Regions from separate parts of the Homo sapiens genome. Here region 2 is linked to region 1. Evidence: chromatin contacts called from ENCODE Hi-C or POLR2A ChIA-PET data. All regions are on one chromosome and are shown on one strand. Each heading gives the region's core, a stretch centred on a gene start or an enhancer-like site at or near the end of the contact. The rest is flanking DNA. Distances are from core to core; before and after follow the strand shown.

Region 1 (5,674 bases), core at 1,769-4,268:
GCCCCTGGATCTAGGGTAAGACATGCATCCCTGGAGCCTTGGAACTGGGCAGAGCTGAAGTTTCGGTCCATCTTGGAAGCACTAAACTACAGACATGCCCTGTGTCTTGTCCCATCCCCCTATTATTAAGTCCTGAGTCTTCCTCCCTGGCTGGTGATGTGCTGAGAGTGATAAGAAGATAACAGCAAGACAGACAGAGTGAGAGCGACAGGCTGACTTACGTAACCTGGTGGAAAGTGATACAGGCAGATTCGCTGATGGGAAACAAACAGAAAGGGAGTCAGGCAGAGCTTCCTGGAATCCAGGTCTAGGAGCTGCCAAAAACAGGCCTCCTCTCTTAGGAACAATTGAATGTCACTGCAGTAACCGAACACTGCTGGCCAGAGAGGCCTCCTGCCCACAGCCTCACAGAGCGGCCTGTGTGAGCCAGGACAGGCTCCAGAGGAAAAAAGGGCCTGGCAAGGTGCCCTGTGAGGCTATCTGAGGAGACATTGCAGTTCCTCACCCTGGATGGGCCTCCACCAGCACAGGGCTGCGAGTTGAAGGCCAGGGAATTCCCAGGGCGAGTCCCAGGCACAGAGGCTGTGAGCTAGGAGGGCTCTAACCTGGGGTTAAGCCCTGAACTCAGAAGCCGGGCTCCTAGGCTCTTATCCTAGCTTTTTTCTGCTGTGTGACCCTGGGCATGGCATAACCTCTCTGAGACCTCTCTCTCTCAGTCTTCTCATTGGTAGAAAGGGAATAAATATGTGATAGTAGATAAAAATAGGACTCGTAGAAAGGGGATAAAAATGTTATAAGAATCAAATAAGCCAGGGGCTTGACAAACCTTTTAGGTAAATAGCCATATAATATAGATTTTAGGCTTTGTCGGCAGTACAGTCTCTGCCACAACTATTCAACTCTGCTGTTGTACAGCACACAAAAACAACAACAACAAAAAACCAAATGACTATGCCCACGTGCCAATAAAACTTTATTTCTGGGTACTGAAACTTGAATTTTACATAATTTTCATGTGTCACAAAATATTCTTTTTTTTTTTAAATTTGTATTTATTTACTTGTTTTTATTTATTTGTTTATTTGAGATAGAGTCTCGCTCTGTTGCCTAGGCTGGAGTGCAGTGGCACATTCTTGGTTCACTGCAACCTCTGCTTCCTGGGTTCAAGTGATTCTTCTGCCTCAGCCTCCCCAGTAGCTGGGATTACAGGTGTGCACCGCCATGCCCGGCTAATTTTTATATTTTTAATAGAGACAGGGTCTCGCTATGTTAGCCAGGCGGGTCTCGAACTCCTGGTCTCAAGTGATCTGCTCACCTCAGCCTCCCAGAGGGTTGGGATTACAGGTGTGAGCCACTGCGCCTGGCCTCCAGCCATCATATTTTATCTAATGTTCCATTCGGAGACATGTAGATTGTCTCTAGTTTTTCTTTCTTTCTTTTTTTTCTTCTTTTTTTTTTTTTTTTTTTTTTTTTTGAGACGGAGTCTCCCTCTGTCGCCCAGGCTGGAGTGCAGTGGCGCCATCTCAGCTCACTGCAAGCTCCACCTCCCGGGTTCACGCCATTCTCCTGCCTCAGCCTCCCGAGTAGCTGGGACTACAGGTGCCCGCCACCACACCCAGCTAATTTTTTTGTGTGTGTTTTTAGTAGAGATGGGGTTTCACCATGTTAGCTAGGATGGTCTCAATCTCCTGACCTCGTGATCCACCTGCCTCGGCCTCCCAAAGTGCTGGGATTACAGGCGTGAGCCACTGCGCCCGGCCCTAGTTTTGCATGCTCAGGGCTGTGAAACACATCCTCAGCTATTCTTGTCTGCTTGTTTCTTAAACACCTAGACCTGGAATTTGCAGGGGGAAAAGCATAAACCTGGGGCCTCCAATGCATGTTACTTAGGCAGGTGGTTGTGCATTGGATTGCTCTTGTTCCTGGGCAGGACAGATAGTGGCTAAAAGCCAGGCTTTGAAGTCCTGTAGAGCAGAGTTCAAATCCCAGCTCAGTATTTACTGGCTGGGTAATCTTTGGCAGGTCACTTCACCAGTTTGAGCCTCCATTTCCTCATTTGTAAAATCCTGCCTTCATTGGTCCTCATCTCACTTCTGACTCTAAACCACCATATCCCAAGATGGGGCTGATTAGAATGACTTCCTCATGGAAGTTACAATTATTGAAATTGTAATCGCTTGATGAATGGAAGTTCCCACTTCTTTTATCCCAGGCAGTTTCTCAAAAGCAAAAGGAAAAGGAACTAAGGCCAAAATCTGGGAACCTACAAAATCACTGGGAATGAAACAGAAGTGTGGGCATTAGAATGGAGGCTCAATATCCCAGTCCAAGATCTATGGATCTGGTGGAAAATAACCCACTAAAACTGGCTCCAACTATAATAAAAGGGGGAGGCTGGGCTCGGTGGTTCAGCCTGTGATCCTAGCACTTTGGGAGGCCAAGGCGTGCAGGTTGCTTGAGCCCAGGAGTTTGAGACCAGTCTGGGCAACATGGCGAAACCCTGTCTCTACAAAAATACAAAAAATTAGCTGGGTGTGGTGGTGAGTGCCTGTAGTCCTAGCTACTGGGAGGCTGAGGTGGGAGGATCACCTGAGCCCAGGGAGTTTGAGGCTTCAGTGAGCCATGATTGTGCCACTGTTCTCTGTTCTCCAGCCTGGGTAACAGAATGAGACCCTGTCTCAAAAAAAAAAAAAAAAAAAAAAAAAAAGAGGAAAAAAGAAAGAAAAAAAAGGGGAAATTCACCATAAGAAGTATCAGTCAGGAGTGTTTCTGCTGTTGCAGAAACCCAACTAAATTTGGTTGAAGCATGAGGAGAATCAACTTTTATTTTTGGTCACTTAATTGAAAACATCAGGACAAGTGCCAGCTTCCAGCACAGCTGGACCCAAGGGCCAACATGTGGCTCCAGGGACTCTCCCTCCGTTTCCAGTGCTGCACTCCAGCTTTTGCTGTGTCCCCACTCCTGGGTCAAGATGGCCTCTCAGCAACCGCAGAGCCAGGCAATTCTGTCTTTTCACGGATGAGAACAGAAAGTCCCAGAAGGAAGTCTCACTGGGTCTAGCCTGGTCACATGCCCATTTCTAAACCAATCGCTGTGACTGGGCCAGCCTAGAGCTAGGCAGAGCTGGCCCCCACGGACAGAAAGGAGGAGACCCGTAGCTCCCGGGAGAATGCAGGTGCTGTTTCCAGAAGGGGCATCAAGGCCAGAAAGGCAAAGACAACAGGTGTCTATTATGCCACCTGGCTGTACTTTTTGTGAGAACCGCTGTTATCACATGAAACACAAGGGCAGGAAGTGCAGTGGCCTCACACATTTCTTAAATGAGCACCTGAAAGGCCACCAGGAATTGTGGCAGCCAAATCCTGGTCTCTCTATGACTCTGCCCACAGGTTTCCTCATCTCTGCTTCTCTCTTTTCCCTCTCCCTGTCTTCTTCCCTGAGCCCATGAGCAAACCCGACTGCCCCATAGCACCTGACAGCACAACCCCTTCCTTTAAGCAACAGCCCACAAGACTCACCACATTCTCAAGACAGAGAATCTGATCACCTCAACCAGTCAGGTGCCCGTCTTTGTGCAGTCAATTCTGGCTGGAGGGCAGGGTTGAGTAGCTTGTACGCGTGGTTTCATGGGGTAGTTGCACCTGTTTCAAAGAGAGATGGGTCACCACAAACTGGGCAGAAACCACACGATATGTCCATGATGCTCTGCAGCTGAATGAAGTTATCTACAAAGAAACTGAAGCCAAGGCCAGGCAGAAGTCAGGCCTGAAGCTAAGAATTTGTTTCCCCAAGACAGGAACATTCCTGCATCTGGAGGCTGAGGCTGCTTGGACAGAGAAGTGCATCCAGCTGCCAAGGTGAAGCTCTGAAGGGGCCTGTCCATGAGAGCAGGGCCAAGAACGCCTAAGCCCACCAGTAAGATGCAAGAACACCTGTGCGAAATAATAATAATGATCATAGCTGGGTGTGGTGCCTGACAGCTGTAATCCCAGCACTCAGGGAGACAGAGGCAGGAGGATCACTTGAGCCCAGGAGTTTGAGACCAGCCTGGGCAACCTGGCAACCCCTTCCCCACACCCCTTGTCTCCACAAAAACGACAAAAAATTTTTAAAATGATAATAATATAAAATAGCACTAATAATAAATGTTATTCAGTGCTGCTGACCAGGTATCACTCTAGACACTTAAATGAACAGCATTTTTGCTTTTTTGTTTCTTTGTTTTTGAGACAGAGCCTCACTCTGTCCCCCAGGCTGGAGTGCAGTGGCACCATCTTGGCTTATTGCAAACTCTGTCTCCTGGGTTCAAGTGATTTTCATGTCTCAGCCTCCGGAGCAGCTGGGATTACAAGCGTGTGCCACCACGCCCAGCTAATTTTTTGTATTTTTAGTGGAGACGGGGGTTTCACCATGTTGGTCAGGCTGGTCTCAAACTTCTGGCCTCAAAGTGATCCACCCGTCTCAGCCTCCCGAAGTGCTGGGATTACAGGCGTTAGCCACTGTGCCTGACCTAAATGCGCAGCATTTTTAAGCCTAATGATACAGTCAGATGGGTATTTATTATCCTCATTTACAGAACATATATTGAATGAGTGAGCATTAACTGATCTTTCACCTTATTAATTCACTTAGTCATTCACTCACTCAATGGATAAACAATTAATGAATGCCAACTATATGCCAAATACCATGTGTGCTGGGTGTTGGGACACAAGCAGTCCTGTCTTTGTGAATGTTACAGTAAAATGTTGGAGGCTCTGAAGGGTGAGTGGTCATTAATTAGACGGTTAGACTAATAAGAGGGGAAGGGAAAGGCATTCCAGGTAGAAGGAACTCCATGTGCTAAGGCACTGTGGGGGAAGGGCATGTGTGGGGTGGGAGCAATGCCTGTTGACTGATGGTGTGCCAGAGAGGCAGAGAGCCACGCAGTTTACACCTGCTGGCTCACTGACCCTTACCACAGTCCTGTGAGATAGCTACTGCTATTAATATCATTTTGTAGATGAGGAAATCGAGGCACAGAGAAGGTAAGTAACTTTCCCAAGGACACACAGCACCATTAGCAGTGAAAGAGCAGCAGTTATAACCCAGGCCTGTGACCAGAATTCTGAACATCTCTAATCTTTAAGTAAAGGAAGGCAGGAGAAATTGGTCCATTTGGGGCAGGTGTGTTTTCTGGGAACCTTCCAGCACTATTTTCACTTGCAGCTGTAGCCACAGGCTACATAGATGATTTCCAGAATGGAGGGGAAGAAGAGTGCACCCAGCCTTTCCTGGCCACAGGCAGGAATCCTTTTAGCCAGTTATTAATGCTCAGCCACAGGAGATGCCGCAGTGAGACACACAGAGGAGCCAGACCAGGGAGAGGCAGCAAGAAAGACAGCATTGATCCTGGAGGTATACATTTAGGAGAGAGAACCTGTCAGAACAGAAAGAGCTTGGACTTGGGACCAGGCCAACCTCAGCCCAAATGGCAGCCCTGCTACCCACCAGCTCTGTGACCTTAAGTAAGTTTCCTCTTAGTCTCCAGTTCTTTATTCAAGCAGAGTAAAAGTATGCTTCCCGCCTCCCTCCCACCTCCATCCTGTAGCCAACAGTCCCCCCTCCCCAGAGGCAGGCACTATGACTAGTTTCATGCATCATCTTCCGGGTAAATTGTAGAGAGATAGATGG
Region 2 (5,614 bases), core at 1,091-3,590, 82 kb after region 1:
ACATCACTTTCGCCCGTGTGTTGGATCCCAAGGCGGCCAAGGACCTGGTGCTGGGCCCCAGTGGTATGCTGCAAGGGATCTGCCCTGGAAAGTGCTACGTGGACATGTCAACGGTGGACGCTGACATAGTCACTTAGCTGGCCTGGGTGATTGCGTCCAGGTCGGGGGGTCGCTTTCCAGAAGCTCCCATCTCAGGGAATCAGCAGCTTTCTAATCACAGAATGTTGGTGATCTTAGCAGCTGGAGACAGGGGCCTATAGGAGGACTGCAGCAGCTGCTTCCAGGCGATAGGGAAGACCTCCTCCTTCCTAGGTGAAGTTGGCAACGCAGCCAAGATGATGCTGATTGTAAACATAGTCCAAGGGAGCTTCATAGCCATGATCACTGAGGTGCTGACCCTGGCCTAGGTGACAGATCAGGCCCAGCAGACACTCTTGGACATCCTCAATCAGGGACAGTTGGCCAGCATCTTCCTAGACCAGAAGTGCCAAAATACCCTGCAAGGAAACTTTAAGCCTGATTTCTACTGAAATACATGCAGAAGGATCTCTGCTTAGCCATTGCGCTGGGCAATGCGGTCAACTCTCTGACTCCCATGGCAGCTGCAGCCAACCAGGTGTACAAAAGAGCCAAGGCACTGGACCAGTCCAACAATATGTCCGCTGTGTCCTGAGCCTGCATACACTAAGCCGTCGGACCCCCCACCCCCAGCCCTCTAATCTCTCCGCTAACTCCCTCTTCCTCACATGGGGTCAGGGGCCTGGGACTTTGCTCTGGACCAGCCCACCTGTCTCCATTTCCTTTTACACAGACTTTGAGACTTGCCATCAGCACAGCACACAGCAGCACCCTTCCTTTGAGGCTGGTATGGAGGGGATGAGTGTCAGCAGGATTGGCTCATGGGAAAGCTCTTGAGCTGGGCACTGGCCTCCACACGAGGAGGTGGCTGTGTGTGCACGCACACACACGAGGAGGTGGCTGTGTACACACACAAACACACACACACTCTCTCTCTCTCTCTCTCTCTCTCTCTCTGTCTCTCTCTCTCTCACCCCAGGATAGAAACTGCCCAGAAACAGCTGCCTGGCTTTTTTTCTTCTTCCAAGCTTGTCTTATCTCAAACCCCTTCCAGTCAAGGAACTAGAATCAGCAATGAGAGTTGGAAGCCTTCCCACAGCTTCCCCAAGAGCGAAGAGGCTATAGTCATGTCCACGTCCCCCGCTGAATTCTCTGCAGGGAGAGGACTTGGGCCCAGATGAGCCAGACCAGACTCCAGACAGAGGGTCCCGTGGGGCCCCCAAACTCAGGTGATGAGCTGAGAAAGAGAAAGATGTTCATGTCTAAGTGTCCAGTGTGCACCTAGCACTCCTTAGACGCCTTTGTGAACTGAAAAGAGACTGGCAGAGTCCTGCGAAAATGAGGCCCTGGCTTTCCAGGGAGTATGGTGAGCATCTGGCCTTCGCTGCCTGGAAGTGACACCCCAGACACCACTGCCACAGTGGGCGCTTGCCCCGCCCTGGGCTGTTCTAGTATTTGGATTTGCATTCCAGTCCTTGGGAGGGGGTCCTCAGGGTCATTAGTGAGGAGCCAAGAGGAGTGGGGTTGGGGGACACTCCTTCCTGTTTCTGTTAGGCCACAGACTCTTCACCTGCCTCTGAAGAGCTGCTCTGACCTTGGTCTCCTCCCCGCAGTCCCACATTCTCCAGCCTGCCCTGCCAAGCCCCTTGCATGCCCACTGCTCTCTGTCCTCCCTTCTCCCCACCTTCCTCTCATGGAGACAGTATTTCTTTCTGTCTGTCTGTCCCTTCTTTGGCCCAGACCCAGCCTGACCAACGATAAGCATTTCTTAGGCTCAGCTCTTGATATGGAAATGAGTGTCTTCACTCCAGCCAGCATCATGGTCTTCGGTGCTTCCAGGCCTGGGGTCTGTCGGGGGTGAAAAGAACTGGCCTGACCTACCTGAACTGACTGACCCTCTGGGGTGGGTCTGGGACATCCTCGAGGCCCTAGCATTTCTCCTTGGATAGGGGACCAGAGGGCGCTTGGGATGTTGCATAAGAACAGGAAGTCACCCAAGGGATGTCAATTTCTTATCCCTCTACATGGGTTGGATTTTCCAAAATCATAATTTGCAGAAGACCAGCACTTATGGTGGAATGTATATTATAAGGCAGCCACACTGGGGCAGGGTCCTTCCCCTCTCCCCACTCACGGCTTTGGCCCTTTCACAGATTAGAACCTGAGTTAGAGGATTGCAGAAGACGAGGTGGGAGGGCAGGGAAGATGCCTGTCAGGTTTTTAGCACAGTTTATTTCACTGGGATTTTGAAACATTTCTGTTTGAACACAAAGCCTGTTCTAGTCTTGGCAGGACACATTCTGGGGGTGGGGGTGGAGGAAGATGTGGTAATGTAACCGGTTAGTCAGTGTTGTCTTAATATTGTTGACAATTCTGTAAAGTTCCTTTTTATAAATATTTGTTAAGCTGTTTCACCTTTGTTTTGAAATCCTTTCCTTTTTTTTTTTGGAGACAGAGTCTCACTCTATCACCCAGGCTGGAGTGCAATGGCATGGTCTCAGCTCACTGCAACCTTCCCCTCCCGGGTCCAAGCGATTCTCCCACCTCAGCCTCCCAAGTAGCTGGGACTACAGGCACGTGCCACCACACTCCGCTAATTTTTGTATTTTTAGCGGAGACGGGGTTTCACTATGTTGGCCAGGCTGGTCTCGAACTCCTGACCTCGTGATCCGCCCACCTTGGCCTCTGAAAGTGCTGGGATTACAGGTGTGAGCCGCCATGCCTAGCGTGTCCTTCCCTTTTAAGCAGAAAATGTGACACTTGTGAAAAAGCTTGTAAGACAGCACTTCCCTTTTTTTCCCTTTAAACCTTTAAATGGCAAATCTAGGTAATTAAAGTTGTGAATTTTTATTTTTGCTTTGTTTTTAATGAACACTTGTCTTTCAGAATAGGATTGTGTGATAATGTCTAAATGGCAAAAACAAAACGTGATTTTGCACAATTAACAAAACTACTGCAAGAAAAATAAAACATTTCTTGGTAACAAAAAAAATTAATACATTTGAAACATTTTTCATGTAACCTTACTGACCAGGAATACTTATATTTTACAGTCATAATGGTAGCCCTGCAGTGCACTCTGGGAGTGAGCGAGCGAGCATTGGCAGTTCATTGTAGTAGTGTAGGCAGCCTGCAGTAGTGCAGTCTCCTGTGTCTTTAGCATGATGAGATGGTAGGATGCACCCGAGCCAACGGGCCAGCATCCTTACTGGCCCTAAGCTCTCAGAAAAGCTTCTTAAACTCTCTGAGCTTCCCTACAGTGTTCTTTTGAGGATTAGAAGTAATTGAAAGTGACAAATCCTGAAAGAAGCAGCTCAACAAATAATCATTAATTGCTCCTGATCCTCTGAATGAATTGAGGGGTGTCCTTAATTAGGTGTATGCACAAAGATCAACTAGGAGCAAAGGAAAATGTTAGAACTTGTGTTTCTATTTATTTTTAACCTCACTCTTTTACAATTTCTATTTTTTTGTGAATATTTTTAAATATAAGCTGGGCGCAGTGGCTCACGCCTGTAATCCCAGCACTTTGGGAGGCTGAGACAGGCGGATCACCTGAGGTTGGGAGTTCAAGACCAGCTTGGCCAACATGGTGAAACTCTGTCTCTGCTAAAAATACAAAAATTAGCCGGGCGTGGTGGTGCACGCTTGTAATATTAGCTTGTCTCTCTCTCTCTCTCTCTCTCTCTCTCTCTCTCTCTCTCTCTCTCTATATATATATATATATATATATATATATACACACACACACTATGTATATACACACACTGTATATACGCACTATATGCACTATATATACACACAGTATATGTATATACACACACTATATATACAGTGTGTATATATATATATACTGTGTATATATATATATACTGTATATATATATATACTGTGTATATATATATATACTGTGTATATATATATACTGTGTATATATATATACTGTATATATATACTGTATATATATATATATACTGTATATATATATACTGTGTATATATATATATACTGTATATATACACACACACACTATATATATGCCATATATAATATCTGGTGGCCAGTTGTGTGAAATACATTCATTTTCTCTGTTGGGTAGATTGATTTGACCTAACTATGAGCCTCAATCTCAAGAGGTAAAGTGGTAGTTTGCCAATTTAATGCTGCACAAAGGATTATTTAAGTAATAATAACAATAATATCACATTGTATTTTACAGCGCTTCCTAGTACATCATAAATAATAAAAAGACGCAGGCTTGGGCAATAGAATAATTACTGATTTTCAAATGTAACTGCTTCATGTGTGATTATAAACGAGGTAATCATGGCATTAAGGTTTGGTATACATTTAGAAGGGAAAAAGAAAGTTGAGGTTTTAGTAAAGCAGAAAAACACTAAGCTTTAAAAATGAAGCCTGAAACCATGGAAAGAGGTTTAACTTCCCTAGTAATCAGGATGATTGCTGAATGCAAATTGAATCAAATACAAATTGAAACATTAAAGTACAATTTCTTGCCCACTATGTTGGCAGAAATGTTAACATCTGATGATTATCCAGCGCGACTGAGGATGTGGGACGCTTTCTTGTGGAAGTGTAAGTCGGTACAACCACTTTGGAGGATAATTTGGCAATATTTTCAGAGTTAAAAATGCTTATGCTTTGTAAACCTGCCATTTGTAGTCTCTGGATCTGCCCTAGGGAGATAGTCTGGGTTTGTTTTTTTTTTTGTGAATGTCTTCCACAGGGAGATACTCTTAACACAGAGTGGCATGTACAAGCATGTTCAATGCAGCACCACTGTTAATAGCAAACAGCTGGAGGCAACCATCAGTGGGGCAATGGTTCAAAAGGTTGTGATTTTAAAAAAAAGGTACAATATAATTCACATATCATAAATTTCACCATCTTAAAGTGCACAATTCAGAGTTTTTTAGTATATTCACAGAGTTGTACTACCATCACCTCTACCTAATTCCAGAACATTTTCATTACCCCAAAAAGAAACTCATACCCATTAGCAGTCACTCCCCATTTCCACATTTCTCCCTTCTCCCATCCCCTGGAAACCACCAATCTACTTTCTGTCTGTGAATTTGCCTGTCCTGGACATTTCGTATAAAGAAATAGAATCATACAATCGGTGGTACTTTTTATTTGGCAACAGCTTTATTGAGATGTACTTTGTATGCCACACAATTCACTTTTTTTTTTTTTTTTTTTTTTTTGAGATGGAGTCTTGCTCTATCACCCAGGCTGGAGTGCAGTGCTACAATCTCAGCTTACTGCAACCTCCGCCTCCTGGGTTCAAGCGATTTTCCTGCCTCAGCCTCCCCAGTAGCTGTAATTACAGGTGCCCGCCATCACGCCCAACTGCTTTTTTTGTATTTTTAGTAGAGACGGGGTTTCACTATGTTGACCAGGCTGGTCTTGAACTCCTGACCTCAGCCTCCCAAAGTGCTGGGATTACAGGCATGAGCCACCATGCCCAGCCAATTCACCCATTTTAAATGTACAACAATTTTTAGTATGTTCA

What was found. Hi-C counts contacts between places; a loop is a spot of excess contacts on that map. ChIA-PET counts read pairs that join two places held with the same protein, here RNA polymerase II (POLR2A). Pooled maps may share reads with other maps.
Region 2: a loop to region 1 is called in a pooled map, with 2.1 times the contacts of the local background. The contact joins two enhancer-like sites. A Hi-C loop is called at or near these places in 2 of 168 maps with a recorded cell type or tissue (OCI-LY7 and psoas muscle) and 6 of 50 pooled maps. POLR2A ChIA-PET finds 5 or more read pairs at or near these places in 8 of 52 experiments (A549, H1, OCI-LY7 and 3 more).

What each region holds. Positions count from the first base shown.
Region 1 is chr20:49,747,713-49,753,386 of GRCh38, forward strand. No RefSeq gene overlaps it. Among named protein-coding and RNA genes, the nearest start is that of B4GALT5, 37 kb to the left of the region's middle. RefSeq lists an enhancer at 3,121-3,210. Within about 2 kb of position 3,019, at least 14 of the 41 ENCODE cell types and tissues checked have a DNase peak (open chromatin) inside an H3K27ac peak, as active enhancers do; they include OCI-LY7, where a contact is called at or near this core.
Region 2 is chr20:49,830,398-49,836,011 of GRCh38, forward strand. All of the region lies in intron 3 of SLC9A8 (solute carrier family 9 member A8), which reads left to right. It also overlaps the pseudogene GLYR1P1. Among named protein-coding and RNA genes, the nearest start is that of SLC9A8, 20 kb to the left of the region's middle. Within about 2 kb of position 2,341, at least 9 of the 41 ENCODE cell types and tissues checked have a DNase peak (open chromatin) inside an H3K27ac peak, as active enhancers do; they include OCI-LY7, where a contact is called at or near this core.